Linked DNA regions of Homo sapiens: region 2 is linked to region 1. Evidence: read pairs that join two places in POLR2A ChIA-PET (ENCODE). Cell type or tissue: A673. All regions are shown on one strand. Each heading gives the region's core, and the rest is flanking DNA. Links, peaks and the distances in the headings are about the cores only. Region 1 overlaps HECTD2-AS1 (HECTD2 antisense RNA 1). Region 2 has its middle 24 kb from the start of PPP1R3C.

Region 1 (11,394 bases), core at 4,074-6,573:
CTTAATAAATGCCATGGAACAGCTAAACAGAAGGTACTAATGGGGCACGGAGTAAGGACAACTAATTAAAGCTGCTCTTGAGGTAAAGTGGGCAGGTAAACGGAATCAGGCAGAATAAGTAAGAGTTTCTCTGGTGGGAGAAGGGAGGAAGGGTGCATGTTTTGGGGGTGATGAAAGTGAGCAAGTGAGGGAGAGAGCTGTGCAGACAACGGATGGAGTCGACCTTTCTGTGAAGAGAAATCCCAACTTCCTGAAGACAAAAAGTCCACATTTGTGATCAAATGAGTCTCTAGGTCATCACACTTTGGTCATTTATTTATGTGTATGATGGACATAGTGTTACGGAATGGGCTTTGTAGCCCAGGCAACTGGAGCTTCTTAGAAAAACTAAGTTACTTCTAACTGAAGTAACTGAGCCGTGCTCCAGTTAAGGCCTGAATCAAAATCATGAGTTAAATCAGCAGTGTTTCTAATTCTAATCAGACAAGCAATAATTGTTTTTGGAGTTATGGTGTCTATACAATTATTTCATATTTGCAGATATTCCTGTGATTTTTTTTCCTAAAGAAAACCATATGTGTTCCAGACTATTAAAACTGCCTTTAAAAAGTGGGGAAAGTTTCTTAGCTAACCATATGATATACTTATTCACTCTGTCTTTGCCCATTCCATCCATGCAACCTGCTCTTCGGCAGATGAGGCTGTCTTGGACTTACTCCCCATTTTCTCAGCTGAAAAGACAGCTCTCAAAAATCAGAATGCCAGTACAATACCCCCACCCTCTATCCTTGGCTTTGCTTTATGTGGTTTCGGTGACCTGAAATCGACTCTAGTCTGAAAATACTAGATAGAACACTTCAGAAATAACCAATTCATAAGTTTTTAACTGTGTGCCATTCTGAGTAGCGTGATAAAATCTTGTGCCATCCTGTTCTGTCCTGCTCTGATGGGAATCCTCCCTTTGTCCAGCATATCCACCCTGTCTATGTTACCTACCTGTTTGCCACTTAGTAGTTACCTTGATTGTTGCTGAATCACAGTGCTTGTGTTCAAGGTCGGTAGTAGCCTAATGCTAAGTCACAATGCCTACGTCATTTACCTCACTTCATCTCATTGCATCACGCACACCATATTTTATCATCCCACATCATCACAAGAAGGTGAGTGCAGTACAATAAGGTATTTTGAAAGACAGCAAGAGACCTCATCCACATAACTGTTTAATGGTATCTTGTTAGAGTTGTTCTATTTTATTATTAGCTATTGTTATTAATCTCTTACGGTGTCTAAGTTATAAACTAAACTTTATCACAGATACGTATGTATAGGAACAAACATAGTGCACATAAGTTTCTGGACTGTCTGTGGTTTCAGGCATCCACTGGCGGTCTTGGAACGTATGCCCCGTGGATAAGGGGGATTACTGTACTGTAGTGAGATAAAGGAACACAGAGCTTCCAAGCCCGGATGGTGACAGTTGTGCTACAAGATGCACAGCAGACTTTCTCTCTCCCTAACTTGGGAAGGGTTGAATTCTCTAGCCTTGATTACTGGCATGAACAACCAAACATTTACATTTTTAGAGTCTTTTTTTGGGTGAATGTTTGGTGTGTAGAACTCTTCCTCCAAGGATAATTTTAGCATGAAAAGTGCACCAAATTATTTCATATCCTGACAAGTTTCAAAATATGAGTGGGTGAGTAAGGAAGAGGGTTTATTCATGCTCAGGAAATAACAATGGTGTCAGTACAATCCAAGAGGTTTGGAAAAAGTGTACATACACATGTACACAATCACACACACACATATGCACTCTCACTTCCCAGAAAATTGAAATTAATTTTAGCACATTGAAATTATGTTACTTGGGTGTTTCTTTTAAATGCCAAGGAATAAATTACTTTGGCATTATAGACAAACAGTTCTAATCCACAGAAAAGAAGGCATAGAGTTTGGGCTTACAAAGTATTATAGCAGAATTACTGTTGCAAATGCAACATCTTTCCCCAATATACCACCCCCTTCTTTCCTGGGGCTTTCCCTCATGGAACACCAAAATATCAATAGGGCAAGTAAGGTAGAGATTCAGGGTATATACCAATTATCCTGTGTGGTTGCAGAATACACATTTGCAAGGGCAAAATGAAACAGCCCGAAAGAATAAGTACACATCTAATTTGCAGAAATAATTACTCATATTTTCTGGCATTCCTCATTCTTCTCCTTTTCATTTTTTTCCTCCTACCTCCCAAGTTTTGAGAAAAGAATACAAGATGTAGTTTTTATGTACAATACCTTCTCAGGTGGGCTGCCACTGCCCTTGGTAGCAAGTAAAATAGTAGACTTGAAGTGACTGCTCTATTTCGGTATATTTTGCAGAGTACAAAACAATGTAAGATCTCAGTTTAATAGTTCTATGCACTTACATAATGAGAGTTAATCTACTAATACATGCAAGTTTAAATCGGGGAAATTTCATTTCTAAATGACAGGGGAAAGTAGACTATCTCTTACAATTTGAGAATTCACACCTTTTTTCTTTGACCTCAGTTCCTGACATATACATAGTAGTAAAATAAAAATGACCCACACTCCCACAGCATGGAGATGACTACCATATGCACACATCACATGCATGACCTTGGGAGGGCTGTGGGGAGGTGGTCTCCAGGCCAAGGCTGCAAGTTTGCCCACGCACTGTGTGTGCTGGCACTTGGCTGGAGTGGAGCACCGCTGCGTGTTCTACACTTCACAGCCCACAGCTTTAAAGCAGGAGCAAAAAGAAGCAAATGGAAGTACACTGGAACTAGGAAGAATAGCCTCCCCCTCTGACAGCATACCCCAGCACCTGCATTGATAAAGCTTAACAGTGTGTTTGCTGCAAAGGAAAAATGCTTAAAGGGTCCAGTTGTGTTATCCCAGAGCAGGTAATGAGGAGTGTATTTGGAGGTGAGGGGCAATAAATTGATAACTGGTCTACCACCCAAGCAGAAGGGAGGAAGGAAGGCTGCCCAGACACTGACTTTGGATGACTTGAGGAAGGCCAGTTTCACAGAAAAGCAGGCTTCCTTTCTCTGGTTTCCCAGGGCAGAGGCTCTGAGTCCCTGAGAACTCTTAGCCCCTCATTATCTAGCCTTGGAAGCCTAATTTGTCTGGAATATCTCTCTCACAATTCCCATTTGCTCAGTCACTTACCAAACTTTCAAAGAACTTCCCACAAGGTGGAAAGAAAACAAAAAGTGACTCTCCAATGCTTGTGATCTGTGGGGCCCTAGGAACCTGAGCCCTGGCAAGACTCTCTTTTCCTCCTTTGGTTAGAGCAGGTATCTTCCCAGGCACACTGGAGATCCTCAGAGCCACTTGCTGGTCCTTTGCCTCCTAGGCCTCTCCCATATCAAATTCTCCAGAGCTGCTCTTCTCCACCTTCCCTATATCTGCAGTTTCCTAAGCTTTACTCCAAGTCCCCTCTCTTGGTAGGTGACCTGGCCATCTATTTTATCAAGATTTCAGGCCAAATGGTTTCACCTTCTTAGACTTCTCTTTCCTTTGTCTCAAATGTTCTTCTTCTTCTTCTTCTTTTTTTCATCCTTGAAGAAGAAATACTCCTCCTTGTGGTGCCCACCACAGCCCTGCCGAGTGGACAGTGGGCAGGATCTTGCCTTTGAGCCACAGATGATTACAGTATGACTCAAAGCTAGACCATTTTTTTGGCCAAGACTGGACAATCTAGTTCTCCCATTGAAAAATTAAATAAACTCAAAGATGATAAGTAACTCCTGTCTACAGGCTTGACCCCAAAACTGCTGTGGAGTCAGGATTGTGACTGACCATCTGGGCCACACGCTAGGGAAGCAGAGAGTAGAAGGAGGATGAAGCAGGGAAGCAGAGACCAGAAAAAGACAGTCTGTGGCCCCAGAGTGAACAAGATGGTGGAAATGGCTTCCAAAGCACTGTCCAGGTCCTGTGAGGCTGCATCTCCAAACTTGGCTTCTGGAAAATTACTTAAATTATGTCAGTATCTTCCAATTTTCACTTGTGCTAGTTTGAATGAGTGTCTTTTTTAGGCTAACTTTCTGCTTTGTCTCTTTCTTGGCCAAGGCTCTCGACCTTGACATTATAAACATTTTGGGCAAGATAATTTGTTGTTGGGAGAGGTGTGTCCTATGATTGCAGGTTGCTTTAGCAGAATCACAGGTCTCTGCCCACTAGATGCCAGCCTCTCCCCACAACCCTACCCCAGTTCTGACAACCAAAAATATCTCCAGGATTCCCAAGCCTCCATCCAGGAGGATGCCAAGAATCGGGGGGCTGCCCTGCTCTGTGCAGTTTGGGGCCTTGGAGATGCAGTGGGCAGGGAAGTTAGGTGTAGGGCTTTGGCCTGGTGAACAAGTAGAGCACAGCAGGGGCTGCTCAGAGTGTGGACTGAGTTTTTCTGGTATTTTGTGTGTATGCTGCCTTTCTTTTCTAACCAATAGCTGGTTTTGCCTGTGACACCATGCTCAGTGCTCTCTCTATCCCAGCTGCCCACTTGAAGCATCGCAAGGTTTGAAGTTGGCATTTTAAAACAAGGCAGAATTCAGAAGAGAGCATAGGTGAGGCTACTTCAGGAAGCTATGGGGCTGAAGTTTTGGGGCACTGTACCAAGAAGGGCCTGAACGCAGATAAGAGTCTGAGATGAGATCAGTTCAGGTGGAGCTGGTTATTGAGATCCATTGAGATCTGGGAAGGGGAGCCTGGATCTGACTGCCCTAGTAGGACTCGGAGCCAACCAGTGAGATGATGAAAGTGTTTCATGAAGATCACTTTAGTAGGGAGAGGGAAGACCCAACACAAAAATCAGAGCCTCTCCATAGCTGGAATGTGAGATAATGAGGGTTAGAATGATGACTGTGACAAGAGAAATTGGCAGAACATGATGACAAATTTGATAGTGAGAATAAAGGAGAGGATTAAATAATAGGTTACAAAAGAAAAGAAGCTGTGTGGGGCTGTCTCTAATCTATTGAGGTGAATATCTTGAAGGGCAACCTGACAGACACTGCCACTGTTAAGAGCCCAAGTCTGCCTGGGAAGAAAGATGGGTCTAATCTAGTGTGCCTTTTCTTCTGTTCTTTAACTTGAATGTGATGCAGTATGAATGCTGAGGCATGTGGCTCAGGCAATTCACAGAGGTTTCGCCCGAGAAGCCAGCTGGCTGCCAACACACAGTACAGAGTGACATTCATTTGTGGTGAATTGGACACAGCGATGGGTCTGGCTTTAACCCTGTTGGCAAGATGAGTTTTTCTCTCTCCCCCATTTCCTTTCCCAGGACCACGGCACACACCCAACTGCCCTCTGGGGTCAGGCGTGCACTAAGTGAGGATAACAGAAAGGGGTCTTTTTGTCATGCCAGACCAAAAGAGCTGTAAACTGTCTGTAGCTCTATCACAGGGGGCTGGTGGGGGGTGGTGGGGGAAGAAAAGAAAAAAAGATGGAGTGGCATGATTGACAACAACTTCAAGCCAAGGAGGGGAAGAGATAAGATCAGAGACTGGGAACAGAGCGGTTTAATAGGCTGAGAGGTGGTAGGGAACAAGGAGCATTTGATAAATGAGAGCGGCTCCCCAGGGCACTGGGAGAGCGGGGACGGTGTGGGTGGCCCTGGAAATTGCAGACAAAGGCCAGGCAGGGGTGGAGCTCTAGGGAGGGTAGACACTGTTGGGATCAGAGCAGGAAGTTACTGTTCTGAACATTCTTCTGTATGTGAGACTGATCAGCTCCACTTTCATTTGCACCGTGAGAAACTGCTTTTCAGGAGAGACCTGTAGTAACCAAAGCCACAGAAATAAAAATGTAAGCGTAATGCCAATGTATTGATTTTGTAATGAGAAAGAGCTGTCAACAGAGCAGAGTGCTCATGTCAGCAGATCTGTCAATTATCTCCCTGCAGGCAAGCCACAAGGGATGCCAAATTATGGCCAGAAGGTTGTAGATAAGCTCAGAACCAGAACAAGGGTAGCAGCTACATAATTCACGGCAGGGATGCAACCTGCACAGAGATCAGCTATCTTCTGGACAGTATTTAGGTGACCCCAGCAACTTTTGCAACTTTAAATTTTCCCTTTTTATTGTCTAGGCCACTGAAAACAACCTGCATCTAAATTTACTGGGGAATTTAAATATTCAGATTCCAAGGTATCATTCCAAACTTTTCAGAATCAAAATCTCAAGGGAGAAGCCCTAGAATCTACATTTTTCATAAACTTTACAGAATTTATGAAGGCTAACTGTAGTTCTAGGCTAACCATTCACTTTCTTTTCAGTCTTTTCTCAAGTGGAGTACATTTGATTCATGAGTTTTGTCCAGTTGAACTAACTCTATGAGGTCTGGGGAGATAATAGCGCATTCCTTCTTCTCTTTGGTTCTAATCCATTAAATGATAAATACTAAAAGGTAAATGAGAATCTAAGTGTCAGTTGTTGGTTTGTTTGTTTGTCCGTTTAGTGTTTTGGTTGAGATGGGGTCTTACTATGTTGCCCAGGCTGGTCTTGAACTCCTGGGCTCAAGGTCTTCTCCAGCCTCAGCCTTATCAAAGTACTGGGATTACAGGTGTGAGCCATTGTGCCTGGCCTAAGTGTCAGTTTTATTTAGTAGTCACTGGTCATGCTTAGATTGACAAATGGGCTGAGGCCTCTCAGCTCTCTGTTAGGAGTTAGATCTTGGGGCTTTTGCAGGCCTGAAGCTGGAGAATGGTAGAGAGGCCCTGCCAGGGGGGATTTTTTGCACAGAGAGTGGAGATAGGGCCAGTTACCTACGCATAGGTCCAGAGGAAGTGAGAGATAAAATGCCAAAGCTATGGTGGAATGTGGAAACACTGCCTTGTAGACAGGTGTGACCTTGTGACTTCCTCTTCCTTGTTTGCTGTCCCCAAGAGGGGCCAGTGCTGATAGAGTTCCCCTATAGAATCCCATGGAAATTCTACTTCCTGGAGCTACTCTAAATTGGATTCCACTTGACTTCTCCATTAATTTTAGACCTTACATAGTTTGGATATTTGTCCCTGCCACAATCTCATGTTGAGCTGTAATCCCCAGTGCTGGAATTGGGGCCTAGTAGGAGATGTTTGGATCATGGGTTGTGGATCCCTCATGGTTTGGTGCGGTCTTCATGATAGCAACTGAGTTCTCATGCGATATGGTCATTTAAAGGTTTTGGCACCTCTCCCCCTCCTCTCACTTGCCCCTGCTTTCACCATGTGAATTTCCTGCCTGTGCTTTGCCTTCTGCCGTGATGAAAAGCTCTCTGAGGCTTCACCAGAAGTTGAGCAAATGCCAGCACCATGCTTCCTGTAAAGCCTGCAGAACCATATGTCAATTAAACCTCTTTCTTTTTTTAATTGCCCAGTCTCAGGTTTTTCTTTAGCAATGCAAGAACAGCCTAATACAAGACCTCGCTTCTCCAGCCCAGTTTTTGGCTTAGCTCTTTCCTCCAGCTCAGTTTCTCCCATTGTCTTGAGTGAGGACTCCTGTTTCTCTTCTGCCATCAAGGAAGTATACTCAGGCTCTGACCCTTCAGCCACCCCTCTAGGAAGACCACTAGTAATGGTTGGTGGGGGGTGGGGGGTTGGGGGGCAGTGGGGAGCTGGGCACAGGCTGGACCTTGTTCTCAGTCACCTCTTCTTGGCCTCCTTCTGAAGCTACCTTCCCGATGATGGAGAGTTGGAGAACGATTCTTCAGTTAAGGGAAGAGGGCGACTTGTACTTGCTCCCTAGACTCTTCAAAAAGCTCTGTCAGTGGTTTTGCCACAACATTCAAAGTGAGCCTCAGGAAGACAGGGCCTAAATCAGCCTGAAAGGGTCAGGATTGTTCTCCACAGATGCTCTTCATGATGGAGTAGGAGCAGAGCTGCCCAGTGTGCTTGTGCAGCTTGTGGGGCAGCCCGCTGTAGGAACTCACTGGTCAGTGGGGAGAAGGATGCAGTGTTCCTGAAATAGAAGGGCATGTTTAGGAAACTGCAAAGACTTAGATAGAGCAAAAGCCAGGAAACAAGTGGTGTGAGTCAAAGTCAAAATGTGGACAGGGGTTGCATTCTGATGGACATTCTGTTATCCCAAGCTAGAAAGTTTGGGTTTCATCCTGTGGTCAGTGGTCTCCAAAGTGGTTCTGTCCAACCCTCACTGGGGATGTGCAAGCTGAACTACTGGGGTGTGGAAAGAAAACCTAAATGCAATTACATTCATTTGAACGAAATCAATTTTACTGTGGTATCTTGTGTTATCTGTTTCATCTAAAAAAAGTAGAAATAAAAGAAACATTCCTAAACTAAAATGTATAGATTGGCCATGGCCCTCTCACTTAGTCCATCTGTCCAATATGTCACATATAGACCAAGAAGTATCATGAGTGAAGAGTGAGGGTTGGAGCTCTGTAACCCAGAGCTCTCATTAGTTCCTTTGGTCTTTGTTTGCTTTCAGCATATAGCACATATTAAAATTTATATTGCCTGGTTAAATGGACTTACTGATTATATTCTGTCTAAACTAACTTTAAAAAATGGGTACATGGCTTAATATAATGTTGCAAAGAAATTACAGATTACTAAAAAGCTTTTTTTTTTTTTTTTGCAAAATGGGCTGAGATACAAATAGCTCACAGCAAATAGCTTTTAACTATATGAAAAGATATTCAGTCTGGCTCACAGCAATAAATGCAAATTAAAACCACACAAAGATACCACTTCCCACCTATCAGATTGGCAAAAATCCAGCAGTTTGACTCAGTACTCTGCTGGTAAGGTTGTGGGGGAAGCCAGCACTCATACTTTGCAGGGGGAAATGAAAAAAGGTACTGTCTCTATGGAGAGGATTTTACATTATCTAGTATAAGCAGATAAACCTGAAATATTTTGTCAAACCAGATAGAAGGGAAACTATCAAAGACTACTGGGGCCATGTCAAAAGGGTGGAGGAGTCATCTTGAATAAGCTCCACTGATCAGAGATAGGACAAATCAAACATTAACAAGAATCATAAGTGCAATGGATTGAAATACATGAAATATGTTTAAATCCATGAGTTCATAGTGATACAAAAAAATCTTTGGTTACATTTGGAGAATGATAGGGGAAAATCACTATTTTGAAAAATGGTAAATGAAAGGGAAAAATAAGCAGTTATCCCCCTTTTCTTATAAAATTCCTATTCCTTGCGAAAAAATACTTGCAATTAAGAAGTATGTTTATAGAATATTTAGTCTACTAAGTGAAGAAGGCATGATAGAATTATAATATAATCATGAAGAGAAGGTTGTCTTTTTACATGTATTCTAGCTAAGAAATGAAGAAAAAAAGATAGAATTAAACACGGATTACAGAAATAAACATCATAATGAATCAGTGAATTTATGCAATGATCATCCAAGGCTACTAGTATCACCAACTGTGCATACTGGTAGAGTTACACACCACCCATGAAGTAATTTGATTAAAAAGAAAGAACTTGAATTTGATCAAATGTCTATATATGATTACCAATTCATGGGAAACATAGGTGACAGAGGAATCTGTTAAATGACACCTAACCCCTGAGCAAAATGCAAGTGGTGAAAAACTCAATAGGATAAATAGTTGTTTCCTTAACACATAAATTGCAGAGAAAGAGAGAGCTAGAGGAGCCTACAAATTAAAAGATACTTAAGTAAGAGATGACCAACCACAATATATGCACATTATTTGGATGCTGATTGACTTAGTCCATTTTCTGCTGCTATAATAGAATATCACAGACTGGGTAATTTATAAAGAACAGAAGTTTATTTGGCTCATGGTTCTGGAGGCTGGGAAGTCCAAGAGCATGGCACTAGCATCTGGCAACAGTCATCTCATGGCAGAAGGTGGAAAGGCAAACAAGCATGCAAGACAGAGACAGTAAGTGAGCTGAACTCCATTCTTTTATCAGGAGCCACTCCCATGATAAGCAGCACATTTCTGCAGTAAAGGCATTAATCCATTTATGAGAGTGGAGCCTTCATGACAATTTACCTGTTAAAAGTCTCATCTCTTAATACTATCACAGTGGCAATTAAATTTTAACATGAGTTTTGAAAGGTACCATATCAGTGATTCAAATAAACACAAAAACCAAAAAGTTGGAATTAATCAAAAAAGTTTGAGGACTGATTGCATATTCATGGTATTAAGAAGTTATTGTTATGTTTTTGGGTGGGATAATGAAGCAGTAGTTTGTTTTATGGGTATACACACTGAAAGAATTATAGATAAAATAATATAATACCTGGGATTCACTTCAGGATAATCCAAGGTGAGAGAGGGCACTGTGAGAAGTAGGTTGGAGTATAGATAAGACAAAATAGGCTGTGAACTGACAATTATTGAAAATGAGTAAGGGGCACATCAGGTTGATTTTGTGATCTCTACTTCTGTGTGCAAATGAATTTTCCTATAATTAAAATAGATTTCTGCAAACAAAACACAGATTGAAGATAGTAAAATAACACAAATACCAAGAACAAGAAAATGACAGAGCTGACATATGTACTCTTATATAAGTTATTTGTCAGCCATCTAACAAGGTAAAGACTACAGCTTAATTAGAGGTGACACAAAGCTAGGGGAAATCATCTAAATTAACAAGAGCATTTGAAATATTTTTAAGGATGAACCCTGCAATTGTGTCTTAAGACATCAGCTAATAATAATACGACAACTTACTGATTAAAAGCATATTGAAAACTAAAACTCTAAAACTATTCAAGCACTTCTATCCCTGGCCATGATGGAGGGCCAGGGATTGGACTTATTCTCCTGAGTGAAATGACCAAAAAACAGGCAAAATATATAAATCAGTGACTTTCAAACACTGAACAACAGGCAATGCAAGACAGTCATCCCTAGAAGAAGAGAAACAAATAAGGTGAGCCCTATAATTATCCCAACTTACGGCTTAGAGACAGTTTTTGGGCCACTGAACAGAAAGGACATCCCAAATAGAGCCTGCAGACACCCTGCATTCAGGAGATGTAGTTGAGATTCCAGAAAGACCAGTGTGGCTAGATTTCACAGGGCAAAGTCCTGAAGAAGAGCTTTACAGAATCAGACCTCTGAAAATCTGTAGAGGAGTCCTTCCACCTTTGACTGAGAATTTATCAGGACATGTGTGTGAGGAAACTACCAGAAGCCACCAGAAAGAAGAGAAAACAATTCTTGGACCTCCCATAGGGCTTGAAATAGTTTTCTTTCCCCCACACTGGGATAGAGAAATCTCTGAATACACAGAGCATCAGGTAGAGCACTCAGAAGGGTATTGTCTCAGTAGTGGAACCAAAATAGCTGTAGACCATGGTTTCTCATTCTTGGCACTATTGACATTTTGGGTCAATAATTATTTGTTGTG
Region 2 (11,394 bases), core at 3,964-6,463, 280 kb before region 1:
GTATATCCTTACATATGTGATTACATATATGTATATATATACACACACACATATATGATCATATATATTCTTATATGAGGGGTCTTTAAAAAATCATGGAAAATGTATATTATGAAAAAACCATGGATGCATTTCAAAATGTTTTTGCACTAAAATAAAATCACAGTAAATTGTTGCAGTATGTCTGAACAGCATCTAGCTTGAGGCATTAAGAAGGATAAGACATTAATTTGAAATGACTCCCTATCAGAACAGATGATTTCTACAAAAATTGAAGCAAGAACAAACGCCAAATTTATAGTGAAGCTTGGGTGGAAAAATGGTGAAATTACTGATGCTTTATGAAAAATTAATGGGAACAATGCCCAAAACAAATTATTAGTTTACAAATGGATAATTCATTTTAAGAAGGAATGAGACTGTTGAAGTCACGTGAAGCCCACGTGACTGACCATCCATATCAATTTGTGAGAAAAAGATTAATATTGTTCATGCAGTAATTGAAGAGGACTGATGATTAACACCAGAAAATAGCCAATACCATAGGCATTTCAACTGGTTCAGCTTAAACACTTCTGACTCAAGAATTAAAGTTGGGCAAACTTCCGCTCAATGGTGCCAAAACCACTGTCCCCAGATCAGCTGCAGACAAGAACAGACCTTTCAATGGAAATTTTAAACAAGTGGGATCAAGATCCCGACGCATTTCTTCAAAGAATTGTAACAGGAGATGAAATATGGCTTTACCAGTATGATCCTGAAGACAAAGCACAATTGAAACAATGGCTACCAAGAGGTGGAAGTTGTCCAGTCAAAGCACAAGTGGATCAGTCAAGAGCATAGGTCATGGCAGAAGTTTTTTGGGATACTCAAGGCATTTTTCTTGTTGACTTTCTGGAGGGCCAAAGAATGATAACATTTGCTTATTATGAGATTGTTCTGAGAAAGCCAAAGACTTGGCAGAAAAACACCTGGAAAGGTTTCACCGGAGAGTCTTTCTCCACCATGACAATGCTCTTGCTCATTTCTCTCATCAAACAAGGGCAATTTTTTGGGAGTTTTTGTGGGAAATCATTAGGCATCCACCTTACAGTACTGATTTGACTCCTTCTGACTTATTTATGTTTTCTAATCTTGGAAAGATCTTTAAAGGGCACCCACTTTTCTTCAGTTAATTATTTAAAAAAAAAAACACATTGACATTGTTAAATTCCCAGTTCTTTAAGGATGGACTATATGGCTGGTATCATTGCTTATAGAGTATCTTAACCTTGATGGAGCTTATGTTCAGAAATACAGTTTATATTTTCTATTTTTATCTTTTAATTTCATTTTCCACTAACATTTTCTTTTCTTTTCTTTTTTAAGAGACAGGGTCTCACTATGTTGCCCAGGCTGGTCTCAAATGATCCACCCACCTCTGCCTCTCCAGTAGCTGGGATTACAGGTACACACCACTGCACCCAGATTCCGTGAACTTTTTGGAGTCCCCTCATGCATACAGTCTAATATGTATGAAAAGATAATCCACTTATACCAAGATTTTTAAAATGTTAAATATATTTTGGACATCCTGCTAGGCACTTCATACATACCGTTTTCAAATCTTCACCCTGTCCCCTAAACCCTGTCAAAACTGAGAAATTACAGTTAAGCTCAAGGTACTTTTTAACTTCCTGTTGGAATTTATAATCTAATAATAACAACAATAATAATGGACATTTGTAGTTTGCAAAAAAATTCTCACATAAATGATCTTATGCTCACACCAATCTTTTGAATTATTATTTGCCAGGCATGGTGGCTCATGCCTGTAATTCCAGCACTTTGGGAGGCTGAGGCAGGTGGATCATTTGAGCCCAGGAGTTTGAGACCAGCCTGGCTAACATGGCAAAATTCCATCTCTACAAAAAATACAAAAATTAGCCAGGCATGGTGGAATGCACCTGTGGTCCCAGCTACATGAGAGGCTGAGGTGGGAAGATTGCTTGAGCCTGGAGGCAGAAGTTGTTGTGAGCTGAGATCATGCCACTGTACTCCAGGTTGGGTGACAGAATGAGACTCTGTCTCAAATAAAATAAAATAAAATAAAAAATGGAATAATTTTTAACTTTATTTCGCTGTGAGCTTAAGTGGCTTGTCCTGGAAACAGATCCAGTTTTAAGTTTTCTGTCGCCAAATCCTGCACCCTTGCATTATTGATTAACACAGCTTGTGGCAAACCAAAACTTTTTTTCCCCCTTGTCTCAATGTTTAACCATGTCAACTGCATTTTAAACTTGTGCAGTTGTTTAAGTTCAGTAATGTGCATACTTTTCTTTCAATGAACATTCAAAAATATTTACTTAGCAGCTATGATTCTCCTGGGAGCTTTGTTTACATTGATAAATAAGACATATTTTGTCTTTGCTCTTGTGGGGCCTAAAGTCTGTTCAGTTTACATTCATTTGGTTGTCTAAGTTACAGTGGTGAAGGCTTTTTTGAGTTCCTTTTCACCATTAAGCTATTAGATTCACTTTTGTACCATTTGCACATTTGGAAAACATATTTTATGTTTTCATGGAAGTCTTGGATCTTTATGTCAAGTCCTTTATTTTCTTTCTTGATGGATTTAAAGAAGAAAGCTAAAGATGGAGTTCTGTTTGGGCAAGGTTGCTCAACAAGTTTTGTAGCTGCCTAACATTTCTTTGTCTTGTTCATAAGGATATCATGAAAGACTTTATCAAATGATATTCCAAACATGTAGGTCACTGTAGACATCAGGAAAAACTGTCACATGTCAGTTTTTCCTGATGTCTAGTGGTTAAATGCAGGGATTCTGGAGCCCAGATCCAAATCATGGCCCTACCAGCTATTAGCTGTATGATCTCTGGCATGTTACTTGATTTCTCTGTGCCTCAGTTTTCTATGTTTATAAATATATTTATACATTTGAAGTTTATTAATTAATTGTAAATTGATAAATCTCAGTAAATCTGAAAGTCTAAACAAAATAGATGATTTTCTAGGAAAATATAAATGAGTAAAATTGGTACAGGAAGATATATAAAAAACTCAGATACACCAAAAATGACAGAAGAAATGCAAAAGATTGTTAAAATTTTCTTTTTAAGGAAACAAAAACCTACTTAAATTGTTTACAATGGAATTCCATCTAATCTTCAAGGAAGAGTTAATTTCTGTGTTAGTCAAATTATTTCAGACTCTGAAAAGGTATGGAAAGTTCCTCAATTAATAATATGAAACAAGCATAACTTTAATATTAAAACCTAATATATATATATCACAAAATGCTTCTGTAGTTCACCTTATGACTAAACATGAAAAAATTTTATGTAAAACTGTAGCAAGTCCATTTGAAAAATAAAAACAAAGTTGGAAGACTTTCGTACTACATGATTTCAGACTTAACTGTGAAGTCATGGTAATCAAGAATGTGTTATAATGAGGCCTGGCGCAGTGGCTCATGCCCGTAATCCCAGCACTTTGGGAGGCCGGGTGGATCACCTGAGGTTAGGAGTTCAAGACCAGCCTGGCCAACATGGTGAAACCCAGTCTCTACTAAAATACAAAAATTAGCTGGACGTGGTGGTGCATGCCTGTAGTCCCAGCTACTCAGGAGGCTGAGGCAGGGAGAATTGCTTGAACCCAGGAGGTGGAGGTTGCAGTGAGCCAAGATCGTGCTACTGCGCTCTAGTCTGGGCAACAGGGCAAGACTCCATCTCAAAAGAAAAAAAAATGAAGAACACGTTATAATGGCAAAAGGATAGTTTTATAGAACATAGAATAGAATAGAGACTCCAGAAATAGACCCACACATACTTATGTACAATTGAATATTGACAAATATGCAAAGGAAATTCAATGGAGAAAGGGTCATCTTTAAAAAAATGGTGCTGGAATAATTGAAACTCCATATGTAAAAACAAGGACAAAAGAGTAACAAGAACAACAATAACATCTTAACCCTTACTTCACATCTACGAAGATACTAAATCAAAATAGATTATAGACAGAAATGTGAGAGCTAAAGCTATAAAACTTCTAGGAGAAAATATAGGAGAAAATCTTTGTGGTCTTGGGTTAAGCATTTGAAAGACATTAAGTAAATAAAAAAAGGAAAGCACAGACTAAGAGAAAATATTGGTAAAAAATCTGTTTAACAAAGGACCTATATCCTGAATATATAAACAACTTTTGCAGCTCAATAATAAGTCAAACAACCTATTGACGACATAAAATGCTGGTGACGAGTTGGAGCAACTGGAACTCTTATACCTTGCTTGTGAGAATGCAAAATAGTATAGATACTTTGGAAAAGTCTGTCAGTTTCTATAGTGCTGAACTTATCAGATGCCCCAGCAATCTAACACTTAGGTATTTACCTAAGGAAATGAAAGCATTTGTCCACAAAAAGACTTATACCTAAATTTGTACAGCAGACGGATTTCTAATTGTTTTTAAAAACTGGAAACAAAAAGTCCAAAAGTTTACCCACTAGTGAATGGATGAACAAATGGATGAACTCATACAATACTATTCAACAGTAAAAAAGGAAAAAAACTCTTGATATATGCAACAACATGGATGAATTGCAAAAGCATTATGTAGAGTGATAAAAGCCATTTGTAAAAGCCTACATATTGTATGACTTTATTTAGAGTATGACATTCTGGAAAAGGTGAACCTATAAGAACAGAACTCAGACAAATAATTTCCAAGGATTTGAGGTAGGACAGAAAATTGACTGTGAAAGGGTATGAGGAAACATTTTGGTGTGATGGAAATGTTTATATCTTTATTGTGGTGGTGGTTATATGACTGAATATACTTGTCAAAACTCATCAAACTATATACTTTAGAAGTATGATTTTTACTACCTATAAATTATTCCTCAATAAACTGGACTCACAAAATTTAGTAGTTCTAGTAGTCTTGTTGAAAGAATGATAGACCCCAACTAAGTGTATTTTAGGAGTGCCAGAAAGGTTTGCCATTAGGAAGTCCAACAATATAATTCCCTACAGCAACAAATTAAGGGGAAAAATGATGTAATCAATAAATGTCAGAAAAGGGCTTGATACAATCAGCAAAAATGTTAATTAAAATATTAAATATACAAAAGAAACTCTTACAAAAATATACCAGGAAACATATACAAAAATAATCACAACAAAAAACTGGAAACAACCCAAATGCCCATCAACAGGAGAATGGGTAAGTAGCTTGTGGTTTCACACAACGTACTATTACATGGCAGTCAAAAGAATAGCTCACAGCTACATATGAAGATATGGATGAATCCTGGCAATAGAATATAGAGTGAAAAACAGAAGTCCTCAAGGGTTACCTGTAGCACAATACTGTTTTTATAAAATTAGGAACAACTAGAGGACTTCTGTTTCTGGCCATCAAGGTGTTACTTACCTACCTTAAACTGGACAAAATATCAATTGTCTTTAGACATTGGCAACAGGCATCACAGGACTGTGATCCCTTAGAGAAGGGAAACAAATGAGGCTAACCCTATAATTGTCCTGGTTTTCTGCCTGGAGGCACGTTCTGGATCACAAAGCAAAAAGAGGAATCCCAGGCAGAACATGGTAGACTCACTGAGTTGAGACAGAGACTGAAGTTCAAGTAGTCTAAAGCGACTGGAAATTGTAGGGCAGAGTTCTGGAGAGGAGGAAGCTATGTAGAAAAAGCCCTCCAGAAATCTGCGTGGCGCTCCCTGAGTCTTTGCTGAACACTAAGCCTTAAATGTGTACAGTGAAACTCTATGAGGTATGGGCAAAGAGCTGAAAAGTTTCTAGAGCTCACATAGGACTGGGATCACTGAGTTCCCATAGGCCAGGGTTGAGAGTTCTTGTTGATCATTTGGAGCATTCACTAGAGACCCTAGAATGGCCATAGCTTTTTTTTTTTTTTTTTTTTGAGACAGAGTCTCACTCTGTTAACCAGGCTGGAGTGCAGTGGCCCCGTGGTCACAGCTCACTTTATCCTTGACCTCCCAGGCTCAAGTGATTCTCCTACTTCAGCCTCCTAAATAGTTGGGACTACAGTCATACACCGCCATGCCCGGATAATTTTTAAATTTTTTGTAGAGATGGAGTCTTCTTATGTTAACCAGGCTGGTCTTGAACTTCTCAGCTCAAGCAATTCTCCTGCCTGCCTCAGGCTCCTAAAGTGCTGGGATTACAGGCATGATCTACCTTGCCTGGCCACCATAGCTTATTAATGGGCTAAATTATCCATAGAGTGAAGGCTACTATAGACATGCTCTAACAAATCTGGCAAACAATTGCATTGAACCTCAAATAAATTTTCTTTCTTTCTTTTTTTTTTTTTTTTTTTGAGACGGAGTTTCGCTCTGTCTCCCAGGCTGGAGTGCAGTGGCACGATCTCGGCTCACTGCAAGCTCTGCCTCCCAGGTTCATGCCATTCTCCTGCCTCAGCCTCCTGAGTAGCTGGGACTACAGGCGCCCGCCACCACGCCCAGCTAATTTTTTTTTTGTATTTTTAGTAGAGATGGGGTTTCACCGTGTTAGCCAGGATGGTCTTGATCTCCTGAACTTGTGATCCACCCGCCTCCCAAAGTGCTAGGATTACAGGCATGAGTCACCGCCCCTGGCCAACCCCAAGTAAATTTTCTACTTACCAGAACAATGCCAAACACTCTTTAAGGGAAGACAGTATAATTTAGTAACTCAACAACTTAAAATTATAATGTCCAACATCCAATAAAAAATTGTTGGCCGGGCGTGGTGGCTCACGCCTGTAATCCCAACACTTTGGGAGGCTGAGGCGAGTGGATCATGAGGTCAGGAGATCGAGACCATACTGGCTAATATGGTGAAACCCCGTCTCTACTAAAAATACAAAAAATTAGCCGGGTGTGGCGGCGGGCACCTGTAGTCCCAGCTACTCGGGAGGCTGAGGCAGGAGAATGGCATGAACCCAGGAGGCGGATCTTTCAGTGAGCCGAGATCGTGCCACTGCACTCCAGCCTGGGCGACAGAGCCAGACTCCGTCTCAAAAAAAAAAAAAAAAAAATGTTAGACATGCCAAGAAGGAAAATAAGACTCATAACCACGAAAAAAATCAGTCAATAGAAACAGACTCAGAGATGATAGGGATGATGCAATTAGGAGACAAGAATGCTAAAACAACTAATATAACTATGTTCAAGTATTAAAGAAAAACGTGAATGCAGCAAGGAGAGAAATGGAAGATACAAAAAAGAGCCAAATGGAATTTCTTGATATTTGAAATTTAAAAATTACTAGATGGGATTAACAGCAAGTTTGACACCGCAGAAGAAAAGATAACAATGCATTATAGGCTTTATAATATTTCTAGAAGTAAAATGTGCAACAACAATAGCATAAAGGATACGAGAGTGAAATATACATATACTGTTAAAACATTATATTTTTTACACTATAAATTGGCATAATACTATTTGAAAGTGTACTGCAATAAGGGAAAGAAGCACAATGTAAACCCTAGAGCAATTCCTAAAAAAAAAAAAAAAAAACCACCAAAAAGCATGGGAAATAAGCATTTAGTTGAGATAAAATTCTTTAAAAATACTCAATTGACTTTAAGGTAGGCAAGGAAAGATGCGAAAAGGAATAAATATGCTAGACGCAGTGGCTCATGTCTGTAATCCCAGCGATTTAGGAGGCTCAGGCAGGAGGATCACTGGAGCCCAGGAGTTCAAGGTTGCAGCAGTGAGCTATGATCACGCCACTCTAGCCTAGGCAACAGAGTGAAACTCCATCTCAAACAAACAAACAAAAAAAGGAATAAATAACAGATGCAACAAATAAAAAACAAATCTCAAATGGCAGATTTAATTCCTACCACACTAGTAATTATATTAATAAAAATGATCTAAACACTCCAATTAAAAGGAAGATTTTTGTCAGACATGATTTAAAATAAAACCAAGCCATACCCAAATGTATACTTCTGCAAATAGCCCACTTTAAATATAAAGACACAGGTTAAAAGCAAAAAGATGAAAAAAGATATACCATGAAAAGATGAATCTTGAAAAAGCTTGTCTGATATATCAATATCAGTCAAAGTAGACTTTAGACGAGAGACATGGTATCTACGAAAACATAGCCAACTGCATACCTAATGTAATACAGGTAAAAACAGTCCCTGCTTTTGTGTCTGTAGGTACAAGTAAAGGCACCTATTTTTGCTTCTCAACTGCTTTGGTGATGCCCTATCCTTTTTCTAGAAGCATGGGGAGTGCTATGCTTTGAATGTGTCCCCTCCAAACTTTGGGTGTTGAAACGTAATGGCCAAAGTGTGAGGATTAAGAGGTGGGGCCTTTAAGAGGTCATTAGGCCATGAGGTCTCCTTCTTCACCAGTGCAATTAAGGCCCTCATAAAAGAGGCTTTATGCAGGGTTTGATTGACTTGCTTCTGCCTTCCATCATGTGAGGCCACAGGGTTCCGCTCCTCTGAAGGACGCAGTAACAAGGCGCCATCCTGGAAGCAGAGAATAGCCCTCGCTAGATAGCAGTCCTGGTGCCTAAAGTTTGGATGTTCACAGTAATCACTTTATGTGTTTATCTCCACTGTGTAGGGATTGTTTTTCTCTGTGCGCTGCTAACCAGCTAAGGAGTGTGAGATTATTCTTCTATTCAAAGACATTTGATCAGAAGTTGGTTTAAAAAAACTCACAGGTTCTGTCCAACTTTAGGAAACTATGAGTCTATTGTCTGGAGAGATGCCAAGATGACAGCTCTGAATCATCTTTGTAAGTATTCAGGAAAAGGAGTCTACCTGGATGTGGGTGGAAATAAATCATTGCAGCTGATAGATTAATTTGTGCCACTCCAGAATTAATAATCGAGTGCATGAAACCTTTGGATCTTTCATTATTCAACTTTCCCGTGTGCATTTGCATTTTTGGACAACAGAATAACAGAATCTTGGCATTAGCATGAAACTTCCTTGCCATTGAGGCTGACCTCCCACATAAAGCATTTCTGCCTTTAGTATCTCTGACGTATCTTCCAGGCTTTGCCTGAGCAAGTCCAATGAGCAAACTCCTGCTAGTTTTCCAGTCCAACTGGACAGCCTAGTCATTTGAAAGGCTTCCCTTATAGTGAATCAAAATTTGGGCTTTACCACTTTATCCACTGGTTCTAGTTCATCTTAGGAGCCACACAGAATTCATCTTTCTCTTCCACATGCGAATTCTACAGATCTATTAAGATACGTCTTGTACATTCTCCTAGATGTCATAGGCCAAACTCCTCCAGTTCCTTTGACAGCGTATGGAACAATCCTCTTGTTCTCTTTCAGATTTCCTGTTTGCCAGTGATACCCCTTAAATGCAGTATGCAGAATATACTACTTTCATATTTAATTATAACTACCATTTACTGCCAGGCACCTTAGTTATAGATGCTTTTCATGTATTGTCTCACTTAATCCTCCTAACAATCCCAAGCAGGTGGTTCTTATTGTTTTTTATTTTATAGATGAGGAGTCTGCAGTTCAAGTAAGTAAAGTCACTAATGGGATCAAGCTTATGGAGCAGTGAAGAGCAGGACTGGGTGTAACGGCTTCCAAAACCTACAACTCTCCACCACTATGGTTATTTTACTACCTAATGAGCTACTTATAATAAATAGAAATTGAATTTCTTTTTTCTGCTCTTCAGGCAGTGTACATAGTGCCTCGGTTAATGTTGAATGTGATCCAGAAGTCTAGTGGCTGTGAGATAACTGGCTCTGCCCTGGTTGGAGGGCCCAGTGCTGTGGTCTAAGCAAATACTGAGGGGAACTCTGTGACTCATCACTAGTTGAGTCCCTTGATGGCACATTGCAGGCATTCCAGTGTTCACTCATTAATATACTGCAAGTGCTTACTTGAAGCAAGTAATTGTCAGGGAATGGCCGTTGGGAAACTACGGACAGGCGCTTGGGGTAATTGACGGTGAGTCAGACTTAGATTGCCCTTTTAATAAAAAGATGATACAGGCTAAGCAGCAAGGATATGAAGCAGAGGGTGGTGATGCTATTGGAGATGCATTGCAGTGCCTCAGATTTCAGAGGAGGGAGGAATCGTGTTCAAGAGTGTGGGGAATCTGGCAAAACTTTGTTGAGGAGGTGGCATTTGAGCTAGTTTCTAACTTTCTCTGCTTTAGTTTCATACCCTGAAGATGATATTTAAATTGTTTCTTATCTCATTGGGTTGTTACCAGCATCAAATAAAACAGTTTGAGGGAGTGCTTAATACCTGTCACTTAGTAAGTCATCAACAAAGTTAACTATTGCTATTTCAGGGGCAATGTTAGGTCAGGATCAAACACAGGGTTTTGAAGGTATCCAGGCCTGGGTTCAAGCCCAGTGTGGTGTGATTATGAGCACTTAACAGCTCTGAGCCCAATTCCTCATCAGTAAAATGGAGTGAGTGACAGTACCTCCTTCATAGGTAGGCCAATTATATGAGCTAATGCTAACATAATATCTGGAAAATAGTAAGTTGTCAGAAATTGTTAGCTATGGTTACTTATTATCTTTTGAGCTAGTCTTGGAGGATGGGTAGGATTTGGGTGAGAGGAAGAACATTCCAGATAGATAGTGTACCCCAGGCACAAGGTGTACTGTGATTGGTGAGGCAGTCACTGCGATTGGTGAGGAGGTCACTGCAGCTGGGCAATATAAACTCCATGAGGCAAAGAAGAGAGTGGAGAGAGCCCGGTGGTCTTATGTGCATGATGTTGAAGATCTTGCTGGGCTTCTGTTGCTCCCTTGTCCCTCCTAGTTCTGTGTCACACCTCTGTAGCCAGCCTCAGATTTTTCCACTGTGGCTCATCATTTGCCAACTTTGTGACTCTAATTGCCTCATAACCAGACTCCCTTTCTCCTCTTACACCTCTTCCATCTCTTCTCTACACAGAAGCTCTTAGAGTGATTTTTTTTTGCATTTTAAAATTTTTTATAGATTTAGGGGATACAATGCAGTTGTGTTACATGGATATATTGTGTAATGGTGATGTCTGGACTTTTAGTGTAGACATGACCCAAAGAGTGTACATTTAAAAAATGCAAACTTGATCACCTACCTCATCTGCCTAACCCCTTCAGAGGTTTCCCATGGCATTCAGGACAAAAATCTAAAGCCCTTATAATAGTTTAAAACTTTCTGAATGATCTAGCTTCTTATTTGCCCTTGTATCAGTCAGCGTTCTAGCAGGAAGATAGCATAATCAAAATGGGTAATTACAAGGGTGTGGACAGGATCTGAGAAAACTGACAAGAGGTGGTGCAGTCCCCTGTGGGTAAGAGCTCAGGGAGCTGTTATTACCTCTTAGTCTGTAGGAAAAGTGGAGAGAGCCATTGCAGGGCCCATGGAGCAGCT

Evidence for each region. ChIA-PET counts read pairs that join two places held together with the same protein. Peaks named below come from ENCODE experiments on the same cell type or tissue, not always from the same donor. Only the 100,000 strongest peaks of a DNase experiment are listed, where the experiment ranks them.
Region 2: POLR2A ChIA-PET joins it to region 1 with 7 read pairs; 3 of 35 experiments call an interaction of 5 or more read pairs at or near these places.

What each region holds. Positions count from the first base shown.
Region 1 is chr10:91,375,615-91,387,008 of GRCh38, reverse strand. All of the region lies in intron 3 of HECTD2-AS1 (HECTD2 antisense RNA 1), which reads left to right. Among named protein-coding and RNA genes, the nearest start is that of HECTD2, 29 kb to the left of the region's middle. In A673, for the core only: no CTCF peak of the experiment used is centred there; a DNase peak (open chromatin) is centred at 5,618.
Region 2 is chr10:91,651,072-91,662,465 of GRCh38, reverse strand. No RefSeq gene overlaps it. Among named protein-coding and RNA genes, the nearest start is that of PPP1R3C, 24 kb to the right of the region's middle. RefSeq lists an enhancer at 8,413-9,612. In A673, for the core only: no CTCF peak of the experiment used is centred there; no DNase peak of the experiment used is centred there.